2 separate regions of the Mus musculus genome follow, and region 1 is linked to region 2. The links are chromatin loops, found by intact Hi-C in ENCODE. Cell type or tissue: left cerebral cortex. All regions are shown on one strand. Each heading gives the region's core, and the rest is flanking DNA. Links, peaks and the distances in the headings are about the cores only.

Region 1 (8,335 bases), core at 291-8,290, 49 kb before region 2:
TGTGGCAGTTGTTTTTCTTCAGCTCATCTAGGAAGTTAACTCGAAGCTTCATTTGGGAAACGACTGCAATCTGAATGTCATGGATCACCCACAGCGTTGGGTACCCTCACATAACTTTGGGAGGTAGCCTGCGTAGGGTTTCATTTTTTGTTTGGTAGCCCCCTGAGTCTGCTACCTTACTCCACATTAACGGATCCTCACTCCTTCCTGCCTCTGGCAGTCATTCTTTTAAGTAAACATGCCACTTATGAAACATTCATACATGCAAAGATAGAGAAGTTCCTGTCTCTGAAACAGAAAAAAAAAAATGACCTTCAAAAACTACCCAGGTGGTAGAGAGGGACATCTGTCATCTGGGGTCTCCTAAAGCAAAGGCTGGTGGAAGGACATCCCTTCAAATCATTGTAGGTGAGTGGGACTGTCACACTTCACCCAGAGTCATAGTGAGCATCCCTTAGAGAAGGCTGACTCCATGAAGATGGCTCAGTAAGGGGATCTAGCACAGATTCCCACAAGCACATGTTTTGAATACATGGTCCTCATCTAGGATGCTGCTTTGGGAAGTTGTAGAACTTCAGGAGTTGAAGCCTCGTGGGAAGAAGTGGATCCTTGTGGGGCTTAGCCTTATGGGTTATAACCTAGCCCCTTCTGGCCCACACTCTCTGTTTCTCCATCCATTTGAGCTGGGAACAGCCAGCCTCATGCACTGGCTGCCACAGCTGTGAGGAGCCACCGACTTCCCTAGGCTTTTCCTGCTACAGTAGACAAATTCTGGTTTCTGAAACCTTTAAGTCACTTCTTTCTAGGGATTTTATTATAGCAATAAATAAATAAATAAATAAATAAATAAATAAATAAATAAATATTAAATAAATAATATCTAATGCAGGCTCCAAGGCTGAAACATCTATAAAGAAACCAACTCCTTGGAAGGTATAGGTCCTTCTCCTGTGGCATCCTCCCCCCCCCCCCGCCCCCGTCAACCCCATGGCCACTCCCTTCTAGAGAGATGATCCCCTTCTTTGTATGTTTGTGGCTATGTGGAAGAGATTCAGACAGGGAAAAGATCAAAGGAGGTGAGTGAAAAGCAGTGACGCCCCCCCCCCCCCAGGCCTGTAAGCCATGAGAAGAAGACTTGAGACCATTCACTAACCTTCATGGAAGGCCAGGAAGAGACTTCCCAGATCTACCTACATCCTCCCAATGGGACCAACAGCCAAGAAAAAGACGAGCGTGCAGCTCTCCCAGCGCTGAGCACAGGGTCAAGTGCCTTCCATGTCTAAGGAAGGCGAGTTCCCATGAGCCTTTCTGGCTGTAAGTAAGTAGGGGGATGCTGGAGCCCAGAGCCTGGGGAGCCTGAGAAGGAACAGACTGCTCTAAAACACCTGACACTTATCATTTTACCCATGGAGACTCTGAGGTCCTGACTTGCTCAAGGTCACTCAAGAAGGTTACTGCAGAGGCGGGATTAGGACGTGGCTTTATGTTCACCATTAGTTCTTTTAACAGGAGAGTTTTGTACCTGTGTGGATTGATCTCAAACTGGGCCTGGAGTTCCGGGGAGGGAGGGGGGAGGGGGGCGCGCACACACACACACACACACACACACACACACACACACACTGGAGCAAGCAGGGAAATATGCTTTTGTGGAGGCTAGAGGACAGGCTCAAGTGTCATCTCTCAGGCACACTTTGTTTCTTGTTTTGTTTAGGATGGAGCCGCCCAGAGCAGGGATTATTAAGTATGTACCATGGCACATGGCTTTTCTATGTTGGTCCCAGAGCTTACATTGGGGTCACTGTCGTTATGAGGCAAGCGCTTGACCAAGCGATCTGCCTCTGCAGATCGGCAATCTAAACCTTCTGGAAAACTCTGAGGTGGCTAAGAAACTAAGTTACCCAGATCATAAAATCATGGTAGCTTCCCTAACAGCTACTTAAAGCGTCAGCTTTCCTTTTGCCAGGGGTTGTCCTCTAGGCAGGGACAGAAACCCAGATAGATCGTTCTCTGCGTGTCCAGTCCGTAAAACCAGTTCAGCATAGACTCTTCAATAAATCCATCACACCCAGACCTTTCTCCAGAAGCTCGGAGGATGGTCAAGATGGCTCTCTGGGGTCTTCCAAACTCCATGCAGAGACAGACAGATCTCTGGGCTCCTTAGTCATCAGTTCTAGACTACTTGATGAACTCTGGGCCCCTGAGAGGGAGACACCATCTCAAACAAAACAAAGTTCACAGGCCAACAGATCTAGCAGGGTTTGAGGACAGCCAGAAACCAGGCAACTGTTGTCCTTTGAAATACCCTCTTTCTGTGACCTGGCCTCTGTTTCATGGCATTATTGTTGTAAGTGCAGACAACTATGGCGATTGTTTTTTTTTTTGTTTGTTTGTTTGGTTGGTTTTTTTTTTTTCTCCTTCCTGGTGAGCTATCCTCTACTTTCCTTAGGAAAGTTGCTCTAGCCATAGTCACAAAATATGTGGGGTGGGGGACATTAAACAGGAAAAGAGAGGGCTGACACAATGGGCAAGAAGAGAGTTTCTTGAACCTCTCAGCTCGTCTACTGGATCCTGGACTTCTATGCCTGTGGAAGAGCCGGTGTGACTAGTCCATTTACTGTCTGGATTAACCATCTCTTCTAAACAAGAAAGGCCCAGTGGTATGCTTGCCTAGGGCGGAGGCACATAGATGGAAGGATCCTTGGAAGTCCCAGGTTAAATGAAAACCCATGTCCCCGCAGTTTTACACACTGTGACCCAAGCTACCACCCAGAGATTGCTGGCTTCATCTTCCCGGGCTGTCCATATCAGCACATGGCTAATTTCATTAACTGAAATTAACTAGATGGGCAAAACAGAGCCCTGCTGCGTAAGAGGCTTGGGTGCATTTAATTAAGTTTATGAGTGTTCTGATTCCTCAAGACAGACAGGCAAGAAACAACTGCCAAGCCTTCTTTCTCTCTCTACCCAAACTTGAAAGAACAATTCTTATAATAAAAAACATTCTGAGGCCAAATGGTAGCTTCTGGGTGGTATCATTTCCCTAAAATTGTCTTTTCTGGAAGATGCCTTTTTCTGGAACCTGACTCTCTAAATGGGGCTCCTAGTCCTCCAGATTGGAGTGTTTAGGGCCCACAGGCACGAGTCCGTCTGCCTCCTCCTAAACATAGCCTCGCAAACTAAACTCGGAAGCATCAGCTTGCATGTGGTCCCTAGTGTGAGCGACTTCATCGCCACCGTCGTCTCTATTTTTGAGTCTCTCTACTAAACTTTCTCGCAGCTGGAATGGAGGTTCTAAAGGCAGTCACAGCCCACTAAGAGATTTTTTTTTTTTCCTCACAAGTAGCCACATCTAAACCTCTGAGGGCTCGAGAAGCAAGGAGGAGAATCACTGCATGCCCTGACTGAAAAGCTCCGAACCGCCTATTCCATTCTAAGCCTCCAGGGGGCACCAACTCTTACTGGTCTGGAAGGAAGGAAAAGAGGCAGGAGGGCAGTAAGGCAGAAGGCCGCTTATATGTTAGTCATATAAACATATTTATGCACCCCTTGGGATCCAGCAGCAGGGACTCGCAGGATGTGAGACTAGAATTAGAAATGCTGAGGTCCCAGGTCTGCTCGAGGGACTCCCCACAGCATCCAAGCATCCCGTTTTTTTCAGTTTGCATCTGTTGTCCTGTGCAGAGTTTCTGTAAGAAACAAGAGGTATCTGGTGCCTGTAATGGGGGCTCATTTCCAATAGTTGTCCAGAGGACATGCCTCACATGCATACTTTTACACATTCATGTACATACTATGTTCACCCATATCTTCTGCAAAGTGCCACACCTTTCCATGTCTTTTCAATGGGTCTGTGGCCACCAAAATGGCTGTTACACACACTTCACATATGGTGCTGTTGACATGCCCACTGAAATCAGCCACATACTCTGTCAGGCTCACTCTGTCTCGAGGGAAAACTGGGCATGGAGACCATACTGAATGCATTTGACCCTCTTTCCTTGAGACTTATCTGTTATCCTGGTAAAGGTTTTCCTGTGACACACATGCCCACAAGGACAGCTCCAGGGAGCTGAGTACAACCCCACCTCTGGCCCTTGCACAGCTCAGGGAGGCTAGATATGAAGTGAGAATTTCCTGGCCAGCTTGACAACGATGAGTCAGGCTGGCACGAGCCAGTCCAGTCTCAGGAAGACCAGACCCTGGATGGACCTGAATGAAGGGTGTGCACAGGACAAACACTGACTGACTAGACCCACACTAGACCCACATGAGGGATGGCTAGCTATACCCAGAACTGCCCAGCAGCCTTGCTCAGTGTTTAGAGAACTCTCTCTCTCTCTGTCTCTCTGTCTCTCTGTATCTCTCTCTCTCTCTCTCTCTCTCTCTCTCTCTCTCTCTCTCTCTCTCTCTCTCTCTCTCCCTCTCTCTCTCTCTCTCTCTCTCTCTCTCTCTCTCTGTGGAAAAAAATTTTGTTTTACCCTCTCCCCTCCCCTCCCTGCCTTCATGGCTCTCCGTGACAGCCACTATAACATTGTGCCTGGGCTGACAGGTAACACAAACCATGGGAGCCAATGTTTATTGAGCACTAGCCACACAAGAGGCAGTTTTCTGGCATGCATTCAAGAACTTATCACCACAACAGGAAGACCCAGAGTCTGGCATTCTCCCCACCAGCAAGATGAAGAAATTGTGGCTTCAGAAGATGAAGCTATTGGCCCAGAATGAAAGCCCCGAGGAGAGGTTAGACAGGGATGGTAGCCTGGCTGCAGCTTCAGCCACAACACACACAGAGGCCCTCTGTATTCCAAGGACCATACCGCAGCAGCTCCTTGCCAGGAATACAGAATATTTGTTGTTACAGAGTGTTCCATCTCACCTCCTGGTATGTTCTGATGACCTAGCCAGTGATTCAAGCTGCTGAAAAGAGGTCCCAGTCAGACCCTTCTTGAAGGACAGAACTCCTAGCTTGCAGCCCAACAGAGGTTAAACAGGGCGGGAAGGGACATTCCATTATAATATACCAATAAATATATGGGAACTAGTTCCAGAGAGGTGGTCAGGCAAATGGTTGAGATAAAAGCAAAAGTAGGTACTACCCCTATCCAGGCCCCATTCTCTTGGACATCCAAAGGCATAGGAGTTACCATACCATGAACAATGTTTGGGGACACTGTGGTGTTCAGCATGAAACTCTTGGGCCAGAAGGATCTTTCTTTCTCCAGAGCTGTCTGATTTCTAAGTCTGTCCTTCCTTTTCCCATCTGCTCTGGGAAGGCCAGAGGAGCCATCCTGCCAGCTAGTAAAATTAGCAGCTGGGCTTTTTTACGGGGCACACTGGGGAGCTGGGTACACTGAGTACCAGTTTACAGGCCAGCAGCCAGGGTGGGCTGAGACCCCGCCTTATAGACAGACCTGAATCAGGATGGTCCTCACACAAGGATTCAGTGAGAGGGAAGGACAGTGCTGTGGATCTGTGGATGTCGGGGATGAAGGGCCTTGGGTAGCAGACTGCAGGAGGGTAGCCATGAGAGAAAGTGCAAGGGGTGACTTTGCTATGATGATCTCAGAAGCAGACTGTGTCCAGCCCCTAGGCTGAACCTGCTAAAAGAACAAACAACAGAGAACTTGCTAGCAGCCTGGGGCCACTCAGCCCAGCTTCTATCGCTTCCTAGTCTCTACTTAAGACTCAATTGAGCTTACGGAAGCAATATAGGTGCATTGTTCAGAGACTGCAAAAATATTACATCCTATCTATTACCTTGTGCAGTGGGCAGCTTAGAAAATTCTTTGGGAAGAATTTCACCAGTTTCAAGGGAGGGTGGCAAACTTTTTTACCATGGGACCAGACAGTAACTGTTTTTAGGCTGGTGAGAGTTTGGGACTCTATGGATGCTCCTTGTATCCTTACTGTACTGTGTTACAAAAGTAGCCACAGCTGCAATATAAATGAACTTGCATGGCTTTTATGACAATTAAATTTTGAGGGCAATGAAATTTGAATTTTGTATACTTTCCATGTGTTACAAAATATTTTGTTTTAGATTTTTCTAAAGTAATTTGAAAATACGAAAAACGATCTTTTGCTCCTAAGCCATACCAACAGAGCAGTGAACCACTCTGGCCCACATGCATCAGATGGTTGGGTAGGTTCAGCGGCGTCACTCCTGTGCTATGGGAAAAGGATTCCATAGGGAAATAAGGACTGAAGCTGCCCTGGCCAGTGAAACGGTTCCGTGGGTAAAGGGGCTTGCCACCAAGTCTGACCACCCGTGTTCAATCCCAGGGACCCAAATGGTAACAGAAAGTAGAAAACTAACTCTAACAAGTTGTTTGTTGACTTTATTGTGTGACGTGCCCTGCCCCCAGAATATTATATGTGAATAAATATATCTTTTTAAATTAAAAAAAAAAAAGGACTAGAAGTTTGTGTGAGTACAGAAGCTTTTTACGCTCCTGCTCCAGATGCCTCTGTAAGCATCCATAGGCTGGCATGCATGGGCAATCCCCACGATCAGCTAGGAAATGAAGTCTGTTCAAGTTCCCAGAGGATCATTTTTATCCCAAAGCATCTCTTGCATTCAATGGCACTTAATTAAAGCAGTGAGGATTCAGCTTGGCCAATTGTTGGTAGTTATGTCAGAAGACAGTTGTGAGCATCTCTAGCAACAGGCAGCTCGCAACCTGAGGTAGGAGCCTGATCAGTGCAACCGCTCCTGTGACATACTCTTCCATCTGAATAAATGGTACTGGGTCACAAATAACAAGTGTCATAACTCTGGTGCCTCTTCTATCAAAGTCAAAACAGTTACTTAACCATATAAAAATATAACATATCATCTATGATTTCCTGACTAACACCAACATACTCACACAGGATAAAATAAAGAGGCATAATTTAAATCCTATTGGTGAATTACTATGTGAGTCGTTTGACTCAACCCCCCTCCCTTAAGGGTGTTCATGCCAATAAAACCTGTTGGCTTCCAATGGGACAGAAGAGAAGCAGCAATACATCACTACCCATAATACAACTGCCAAAGATTCCTATTCTTTCTGCTCTATAGAGTAACTGTTGATGCTGCGACAGTTTTATGTAGCATTGCCCAAAATATGAAAGGATAAAGAATGGATGTGGGGAAGAGGGAAGAAAATGGACATGTGTGCTGTGTGCAAATTTGCTACCGTGTTTCACTGATAAGGGCTATGATACACACAAGAGACACAGCCCACATCAGCGCCACCCCCAACCCCCCCCATGGTAAGTAATGAATGACAGTAACACATGTCACAAAGAAGATTCATGGTGCCCATGTGCACCCCTCCTCAGGTTCACTGATCAAGTGCCATGTTCAAACAGTTCAGCAGGCACAGCACAGCTACTTTACCCCATTAACCCAATGCAGTGGCTTCTGCTTGAAAGGCATGCTGAGCATGTATGTTTCTCTTGAGCCCCTGAAGATAAGAATAAAATGGCCTGGGTTGGGTATATAATGTGTCAAATGATACCCATGTGACCTATTTAGAATGAACAGTAAAGGGTGAGACTGGCATTTTGTTTCTCCATACATTGATAAAGCCTCCCCTAGACGTGAAAGCAAATAGCAAATGTTTTCAGTTGGTGGAATTATATTTGCATGTTTCCTGGAGCAACGTTCAAGTGCAGTAGCATAAGCAAGTGGGAAAATGAACTAACATGAACAATGCTAATGGCTTTATCTTTGCCCAGGGAGCCAGTTACTGTGTTGGGGAAATCAGTTCTTTAAGAGAATCACAAACCATGGCATCTGTCATCGATTTGACAGAAAGTCCAGGCAATGCAGTCATGGCTCAAACCTTGTGGTAAAGCTACTATTAGCCACAAGACAGGTTTCTTAGAGTGACAGTTGCTCCGAGAACAATGGAGATGAATGTAACTATTCAGAAATGGAATGTTTGTGGAGATTGGGGGAGGGGGCAATTTGTTTGTATGTTTGTTTGTGTGTGTCTACATCTTTCTTCCTTGTAAATGGATTCTCCACTACTATTACTCTTATTCTATAAGATTCTTACCTTTTGATTGCTTTATAAAGTAAGAGAATAAACTGCTACTTATGAAACAAAGCACATGGGTCCATCACCTGCTTCTGTCAATAAAGTTTTATTGGAATACACATTCCAAACAGTGTAGATGTTTGTGACTACTTTCAAATCAAAATGGCAGATGAAGTAGTTAACATGGAGTCTGTATAGTTCACAAAGCCTAACAATGTTTACAACAGGAATATTTGCCAACCTTGAACTAAAATATTTTCATTGATTTTAGCTTTGTGAGTTTATAATTTACAAACTAACAA
Region 2 (8,335 bases), core at 323-8,322:
ATACAGTAGCTTTCTCTCCATGCCTCAAGCCTAGTGAATACCCTGCAGTAAGAGCAGGGCCTGGGAGGGCTGTTAGAGAAGGGGAGTCTGATGTACATATGTAGAGTCCATCTAACCCTCATGCCAGTTGAGAAAGACACCTGAGGTTTTCAGTAGGGATTGTATAAGTTGGTACATGTGACATTAAGAAATCCAACAAAAACAACATGACAGTCCACAAGGTTAGGTCCAGGAGAAAAAAATGTTATGAATGCTATTTATAATCTTTCTGTTGACCAAAACCACACTGTGAAGAAATGAACCATGTACAATAGCATGAGGCTCTCCCAGCCCACCCGCTTCCTTCCATTAGCCAGGCACCGACCCTACACAGCCACCATATGGCCCACCAGCTATGCAGCCCCGTCAGTCCTGGACCGCCTGAGTGGCTTAATTATTGGGTGGCTATAAATAGAAGTGCCGGACAATAGATTATGTTCTGTCTAGAAAACAAAGTCAAGGTCCCCATTTACCCATTTTCCCTTCATTTGAGCCACTGAACTCCAGATAGCTACAGTAACCCAGATCTTCTGGGTCCCTATTCCTGGTTTAAGTGGCAGTGCTCAGTGTTGGGGACCACTCATGCTTGTTACACTGGGGGGAGGGAGGCTTCAGAGAAAAGATCACTCAGGAGTCTTAAAAAGTCCATGTACCTTAAGGGCTCAAGATCTGCCAAGAAGGTCCAACTTTTTGACAAGTATTGTGGTCTATAAATGTGCTAGGCAATAGTCCTGGTTATCGAGAGTCACGGGTTCTACATACTTGATTCTAATCTTTTGCCCAAGGCTCTTATCCCTCAACACCAGCTATACTGCCTAGTCTATATCTGGCATCACCCCATTCCTGGACTATAGCAGCTGTTCCAAGAAGTAGGTCCCTCCACATATTAGCTATGAAAGCTGGAGATACCCTGCCCCACCCCCAGTGACTGCAAGAGGAAGCCTGGGCCCACGGGTGCTCTTTCCCTCACTGTCTTGGCCTCTGAAAAGCATCCCCGTCAGCTTCATCATCTCCAGAACAGGTTCAGGATGGCACATGGGCATCCTGTTGTCCCAACCCTAGGCTGTTCTCCCAACCCACCTCAATCCCTCAACAAGGGCACAGCTTTGGACTCAAATGAGGTTCGTATGGCTTCCTGGCAATGAGACCCCAGGAAACTGTCCTGCTTGCTCAACATCTCTGTTCATCTAGTCAATAGTTATAGTTCCCTAGCCTCCTGATATGGCTTGTGATCGGTACCAAGCATACATAGCATAGTTCATTTGCTAGGGCCAGTCCTTGCCAGCATGCCCATTTCCTGGGATGACTTACTCAGACTCCTGCTTTGGGGAAAGGCTCAGTTCGGAGACTGACCTGAAGCTCCTCAGAAATAAATCCTTGAAGGAAGAGCAGCAAAGGGGGAAAGGAATGGGGGGATGGGGTGCCTTCTCTCTGTAGAAGCTGCAGGCAGCAGATGAAGCACAGTGGAGGTGACCAAGCAGCCAGATCCCTAAATAGCAACTAATCACTGTGATTGGAATTAATAATGAAGCTGCACCTGCTAGCTGACTTGAAGCTCCCCTTAATTTGCCACCTGGCAACTGTAGTCACTGTCTTACCCATGGATCTGTGGGCTGTAAATACCAGGATGTCATGCACTGTGCCTTGCATGGCTGCTATGTTGAGAGACACTGGTGTTCAAAGACTCTAGCCCAAACTCTCAGCACTATGAATGGTATCCACAGACTGCCCAGGCATCCTCACAGCTTAGAAATCTTATCCCAGTGGGCTCTGGGAACAGCTAGGCAGCCTTCTGAGGCAGGGGGTGCTCCAGCAAGGAAGTGCAGAAACAAACTCAGAAGTTTCTCCCACCACGCCATGACAAGCAGGGTCAGGGCAAGCCCTGCTGGATGAAAAGGGATTCCCTGCCTTTCTTGAGGAGTGAGAAGGAGTGAGAAGCACCAGCAGTACTGCACAGATCAGTTTCAGCACGACATGTTCATTAAGAGAAACATCATGTGTGTGTGTGTGTGTGTGTGTGTGTGTGTGTGTGCATGCATATGTGTATCTTTCAAGTGTGTGCAGATGTGCATGCACGTGTGCATATGCACGTGTGTTAACCTCGGGTATCATTGCTCCAGATGTGTCCCCCTTGTTTGTTTTACATTAGGTTTCCCCACTGACACCTGGGGCTGGCTAAGTCTGCTGGAGAGCGAGTCAGGGGATCTTCCAGTCTCTGCTTCACTAGCACTGGGATTACGCGCCTGACACAAGGCCCACATTTTTACAGAGGTGCTAGGGATTGAATTCAGGTCCTAACGCTTGCACAGCAAACACTTTACTGGCTGAGTCATCTCCCCAGCCTGTATTAAGAGAAGCTCTACCGCAAGGCACTTAGGGTAAAGGAATAGTTACTGCAGCCTTTCAGATTTTCTTATAGGACTCACCATCACTGTGCATCCAGGGGAAGGTAATATAGGAGAAACCCAAAGCCTAGCCCACACCCAGGTACGAGCTGACAGTTAGCAGGGAGCCACCTGGCTTGGTGACTGTTGATCTTGAATAACAGGAAATTCTATCACCCCAGGAACCTGCTTACTGTCCACAGATGTCACAGGGGACATCAGTCAAGGCTCAGGAAGGCCAGCCTGTGTGGTCACTCTATCCGTCCTCCTTCGTCACATCCCAAAATATCATGGTGACAGTAAAAGCAGGGCCTCTGATGACACACAGAGGAAACTGAGCTGCGTGTGACAGGAACTCCAGATGTGGCCCATGTCTGGCAAGAGACGGTATGGGTTAGAGAGCAGAAGGAACACAGGCTGTGGAAATGAATGGGAACCAGTGAAGGGAACTTCTGATGTCCAGAGAACCTGAAAAAGGAACCTTGGTATCTGACCAGGCAGAACAGCCACTGCCTGTGACATGAGAACCTTGAAGAATTTTCAGAGTCCATCTTTCAGACAAGCCAGTCTGTCATCACCTGAGTAGCTTTGTGATCCCCAGCAAAGAGACAGATCTAGACGTCAATTAGCCTCTCCAAGCTTAGGACCAGGGATATGTCACCCTAAAGTTCCCTTGCACACCTCTGAAGGGAAATGAGTAGCTGGGTAGGGTTTTAAAGGCCTTGGTCACCTGCCCTAAAAGCTATCCCACATATCTCCAGAAGGTTCCATGTCTTAGAAGCCAGAATCTATGAGAAGAAGCAGATGTTAAGCCCAGCTCTCCAAGGCAAGTTAGCCGGAGGACAACACGTGAAGGTCACTCTAGGTCATTTGGAAGGCTCATCACAGGTTGCTTGAGTTTTCTTAAAGGGATGGGGACAACAGACTTCAGAGATCATCTGGAAGGCAAACTACTTAAGGTATCAAAGGAAGTGACTCTGGCCATGTCTCAGTGGGCCAGCCTCCCAACCCTGTCCTCTATGTGATGCTTTGTATGGGGGCTCGCAAGTCTCTGCCCTTTCCTACGTCCACGGCCCTGCTCATCTGCTCTGCCCATCAGGAAGTTTTCCTTACCCTTTTGCCTCTGTCATCTTCTGCTGAGCCTTGTCTTCTTCAGGGCTCAGATAGACCACAGGATTCTGCAGCAAAGTGTTCCATGGACATGAGCAGGCCATGTTCCCTACCCGAGGATCTGTGGCCCAGTTTCAAGCTGTCAGTAGACAGCCCCTGGCAGTTACTTTCTTCAGTGTCAGGCTCAGCTACAGAGAATGACCGACTTCACTCAAGGTCATCTTCCTAGGACAGAATACCTGGCAAGAAGCTGAAGAAGAGTACAAAGGCCTAGAGACTTTAGCGCCCAAAGATCAATGTTACTGGGAGAATTCACCCCAAGGATACCTCTGGGTACTTTTACTTCTTGGATACTGACCCCAATAAATTCAGAATGTGTTTCTAGAGAATTGGGTAAGCACCAGGTCCAGTCCCTTGTTAAATGCACAGGTGATGCTGAGCTGGCCTTTGATAATAAGCACACGGAGATCTCTTTTGGTGGAGATAAAGTGACAAGAAACCAAGGACATGGCAACCATAAGACCCCTGCCTCGATGGCATTCTGGGAACCCCAAAGCATGAAAGCCACATGGAGAGACACTTCCTCTAGGATGTCTCTGATCCTAGGATCCAGAACATTGACTTCCTGATACCTCATTGTCTAAAGTAATAGTAGCCTAACCTTTTATTCCTTGGAAGGCTGACTTCCGTGATATTTCTTCAGTAGCAAACAACACTGCTGGACACAGCATCCACCAGGACACCATGACCCTATTGTAAATACTAAAAAGGTTATATACAGAGCTGCCATTAAAACAAGCCAAGCCTCAGGGCAACTAAAAAGATGCTTGCAGATCTGAGAACAGCAGTCATAGACTAATGTTCTAAGGGACCACATGACAAGTACACACAGGGATTTATCTTGTCTGAGTCATTTGTTTTTCCAGAGTTCAAAGTTCTCAGGAATAGCAATACAGGATGTATCTGTCCCCATGGGGCTGCCAAAAAGCTCTCTGTCAAAGAGGTAGGAAAAACAGGGGTGGATGGCTCACTGGTTTACCTAGAGCCCATAAGCTCCCTTAACCAGAGGTAGGTCACAAAACCAAAGCATGAAGACTTTGGCTATGCTAGAAGGGATGCTGTCGTTTAGGAACTTGTGCCCTGGTGCTGCCATAGGCTTAGATCTTGAAGCGATCTTGCAAAGAAGAGCTAGCATCATGAGGAAGATAACCGTTTCCTAGCACAATTTTAATCTGAGTCTGAAGACGGCACAGTATGGCATAGGCAACTGATCAGTCATTACCAATGGGGATAATGCCTCCCAGGGGCCAGGCTCTCAGTCCACATTCACTTTATCTTGGGACAAAAAAAGCAAGTGTGTTTGCTTCTGGAAGAAGGAGCAGGTAACTAACCCAGAGACACAAAGAGAAGAGCAACATCTGGATTTGAACTCGTGTCTCTCTGGTTCCTGCTTGGGCTCCAGCCCGGGTTTCTTCTGGGAAGAAAGGAGGTGTCTCCCTTTCTCTTGAGTGCCTTCATATTACTCAAATGTTTTGTAACAGCAGGGGCAGGCTTTCCTACACGATTCCAAAAAGCTTCAAAACAACTGAAATAATTCAGAGGTAAGAGAAATATCCCTGTTCTACAGGAAAAAAAAAATGTGTCACAGCTTGACAGTATCCACCCACAGCAGTGGAGTTTCTATCCTTTGCCATGAGACCTGCATTTCTAGAAATCTATCCTGAAAAAAGAAGCAGAGGTGGACAAAGGAGTGTGTGCCCATGCATCTCTCTCTCTCTCTCTCTCTCTCTCTCTCTCTCTCTCTCTGTGTGTGTGTGTGTGTGTGAGATTGTCCATGCATGCAGTGTCTTACTTACTTAATAACATTATGAAAACATGCTCTGAATAACAAAATAAAAAAACTTCAGAGTTCAGCAACAACAACAACAACAAAAATGAAGATGGAATGGATATCCTTGTGGTTGACAGTGAGTGGAAGGTAGGGTGCTGATGCTCCTTAAATGCTTTTTGAAATAGTAGCAATGGGATGTCACCACAGGCTTTTATGTTTCAAAATAATAAAGCATGGGCTAAGGGGGATGGTTCAGTGGATAAGACCAATTGCTATGCAAACATAATGACCTGCATTTACATTCCCAATACCTATTTAAAAAGCCAAGCAAGGCCAGGCTGATCCTGGGAGCTCAATAGCCAACTAGTCAAACCAAAAGAAGAAACTTCTAGTTCAGAGAGAGACAGACCATGCCTTAAAGGAATAAGACAGAGAGATTGAGGAAGACATCTGACATCCTCTTCTGGCTTTCTTATGCACAGGTGCAACTATGTACACGCATGTGTGGATGTGTGTGCGTGTGTGCACATGTATCAAGTAGAAGATGAACCTGTGATTCATAAATAAAGTGATTTCTTACCTAATGTGCATGGAGCTTGAGTAGGAGCCCCAAAACCAATGTAAATAAATAGATGTAACAAATGAACTGAGTACTGGTACAGACGTATGCTGGAACATACTCCCCTCCCCCTGAAGAATGTACAAAAAGCAGTTAAGTCTGTAGGCTTTGAAGGCTAGGGTGAGGGGAGAAAATAGAAAACTTTCACTCACTGTTTATAACATTAGTGATCATTTGACTATCACATTAGCCACCTTGTTCTTTTAATTAATAAGTTCTTTAAAGTTTTATATAATATCGTCCACTTGTGTTTTCGGAGGAACTTTTGTTACATAATGAAACACACCCAACTATGATTGCTGTCTGTAGAATGACAGATGGCATTGGTTTTATATATAAATTTTTTGTATTTTCAAAGGTTCTTACAATAAACGCATAACTGTATCATCATTAAAAGTCTCGATCAAACTTTAAACTGCTCTGCTAGTTAAAAAAAAAGAGTATCTTCCTCTAATAATCACATGGGAAAATGAGTTCTGGTTTTCCTGGCTATGTCTTCTCTCAGACTCACCAAGGATCATACTGGCTCAAGTCCAGAGCCACAAGAGCCCCATGCATCCTCTACACAGGGCCAGAAACAAACGGACAAACAAACCACAACCTACAACAAAAACCAGTAGACCCAACCCTGACTGGCTTAGCTGGGTTTCTAGCTGAAGACACAGTCCCTAAGCTCTGGCCTTATGAAACAAAGTGAGCCTGACCTAGTGGTCCCAAAATTAAAACAAGCAACAACATCACTCTTTCACTCTGAGAATACGATGGTTGGTGAACACTGAACAGATAATAAAATGAGCCTCAAGCCCCTGCAGGGGATCTGTCCACCAGGGAGATGTCATGACAATGTACTGTAGGGTCAAAGAGATGACTGTGCCTTGGACACTGACTCCCAAAGAGGGACAATCCAAGCAAGAGGTATATAGGCAGAGAGCAAACTCTGACCCCAGGAAAGGAAAAACCAGAGCCCTGACCTCAAGATTCAGGGAGAAAGGCTGGGCAGCTAGGGCACTAGAAGGAAACTCCCTTCCAGTGAAGAGCACAGCAGTGCTTTCCAGAGTATCTGGCCTATGACTTGGGTTTGAAGTTGAGGTACATCCAATAGAGGACAGGTGCTCACTGTACTGTCTAGGCAATCTGCACCGCTGGTGGACCATATGCACCAGGTATGAGCCCTACCATTTAGTAGGGAAAGCTTTCAGACACAGCTAGATTAGGGCACTTACATTTTAAAAGACCTATCTACTTATGTAGTTCAAAACCAGAGAAAATAGATGTGCGGATCATAAAATATGCTTGAAATTTCTATGGCTCTCACCATCAGAAACCAAGTCTAAAAAGCATTTTCCCTAGGAGCTCTTGGCTCTGATTAAGCTTCTTGGTTTGTGTCTCCTTCCCTCACCCCCAACTGTGCTCATCAAAGTGAAGAGGAAGCAAGCAGCCTGTATTTGCTCAATGATCTTCACAGCCTTAGACATGAGATGGCATTTCGGGAGACCTCTCAACGTCCAACAAGGCCATGCCCTTCTCTCGCCCATAACTGTCCACAAGAAGGAAGGCATTGCCATATTCCAGACTTCTTGTCACTTTCCCTACTCCTGGGCAGTATCATCCAAGTCCTTTGTGAAGCTACAATAAGCTTATGCTTCAGGGTCATACCTAAACTGTGATTGGAACCCTACATTGGGATGTAGGATGACCAATCACAAGGAGAGAGATGCATTGAGTGGGAACAGTTAGGCAGAGGCTGAGAAGATGAGATGTGACTAGGATCCCACCAGAGTTCTTTTCCAGATGGGCTCAGGGGTTAACTTTTGCAAAACTTGATTAGAAAATGCACCAAGTGCGTTCATCTAATTGAGCATGAAAGACATATTGGAGGGTGATGAGGAGGCGAGGTGACAATCTATTTATAATCAACAAGGTTGTATCCAGCAACTAGGATAATTATATATTTTGGAATGCAGAGGAAAGTTCCTTTGTAAGTGGGAGTTGAGGAACCTTGTCAAGAAAGCTTGTATCTGACCCTATTAAGTACCAGACTTATTAGCCTTGTGCTTCCTTTGACCAGTGGAGGCTGAGAAATCTCTAATTTCCAGTCTAACAGTGACACTTCTCCAGAAGTGATCAACCTTCTTCTGCTTCTGATAATGCTGACTTAGCCCCGATCCTCATTCGGGAATGGGGAAGCATTGCATCTTTGTGTGTTTTTTATGCATTCATGTGTATACAAGTTCACATGAGTGAGCACCTACACATGTTACATATGAATCTAGAGGCCAGAGGTCAGCCTCAGGTGTCTTTCATCAGTAGTGATCCACCTTGTTTTAAGACAGGGAATTTCAACAACCTGAA

What was found. Peaks named below come from ENCODE experiments on the same cell type or tissue, not always from the same donor. Only the 100,000 strongest peaks of a DNase experiment are listed, where the experiment ranks them.
Region 1: a loop joins it to region 2, with 2.4 times the contacts of the local background. A loop is called at or near these places in 4 of 42 quality-filtered maps.

Annotation. Positions count from the first base shown.
Region 1 is chr14:23,788,161-23,796,495 of GRCm38, forward strand. All of the region lies in intron 2 of Kcnma1 (potassium large conductance calcium-activated channel, subfamily M, alpha member 1), which reads right to left. Among named protein-coding and RNA genes, the nearest start is that of Gm51422, 140 kb to the left of the region's middle. In left cerebral cortex, for the core only: a CTCF peak has its summit at 3,435 (motif pointing right); DNase peaks (open chromatin) are centred at 3,211, 3,390 and 3,882; H3K27ac peaks cover 3,346 bases.
Region 2 is chr14:23,837,092-23,845,426 of GRCm38, forward strand. All of the region lies in intron 1 of Kcnma1 (potassium large conductance calcium-activated channel, subfamily M, alpha member 1), which reads right to left. Among named protein-coding and RNA genes, the nearest start is that of Kcnma1, 160 kb to the right of the region's middle. In left cerebral cortex, for the core only: a CTCF peak has its summit at 5,077; DNase peaks (open chromatin) are centred at 2,353 and 5,132; H3K27ac peaks cover 2,701 bases.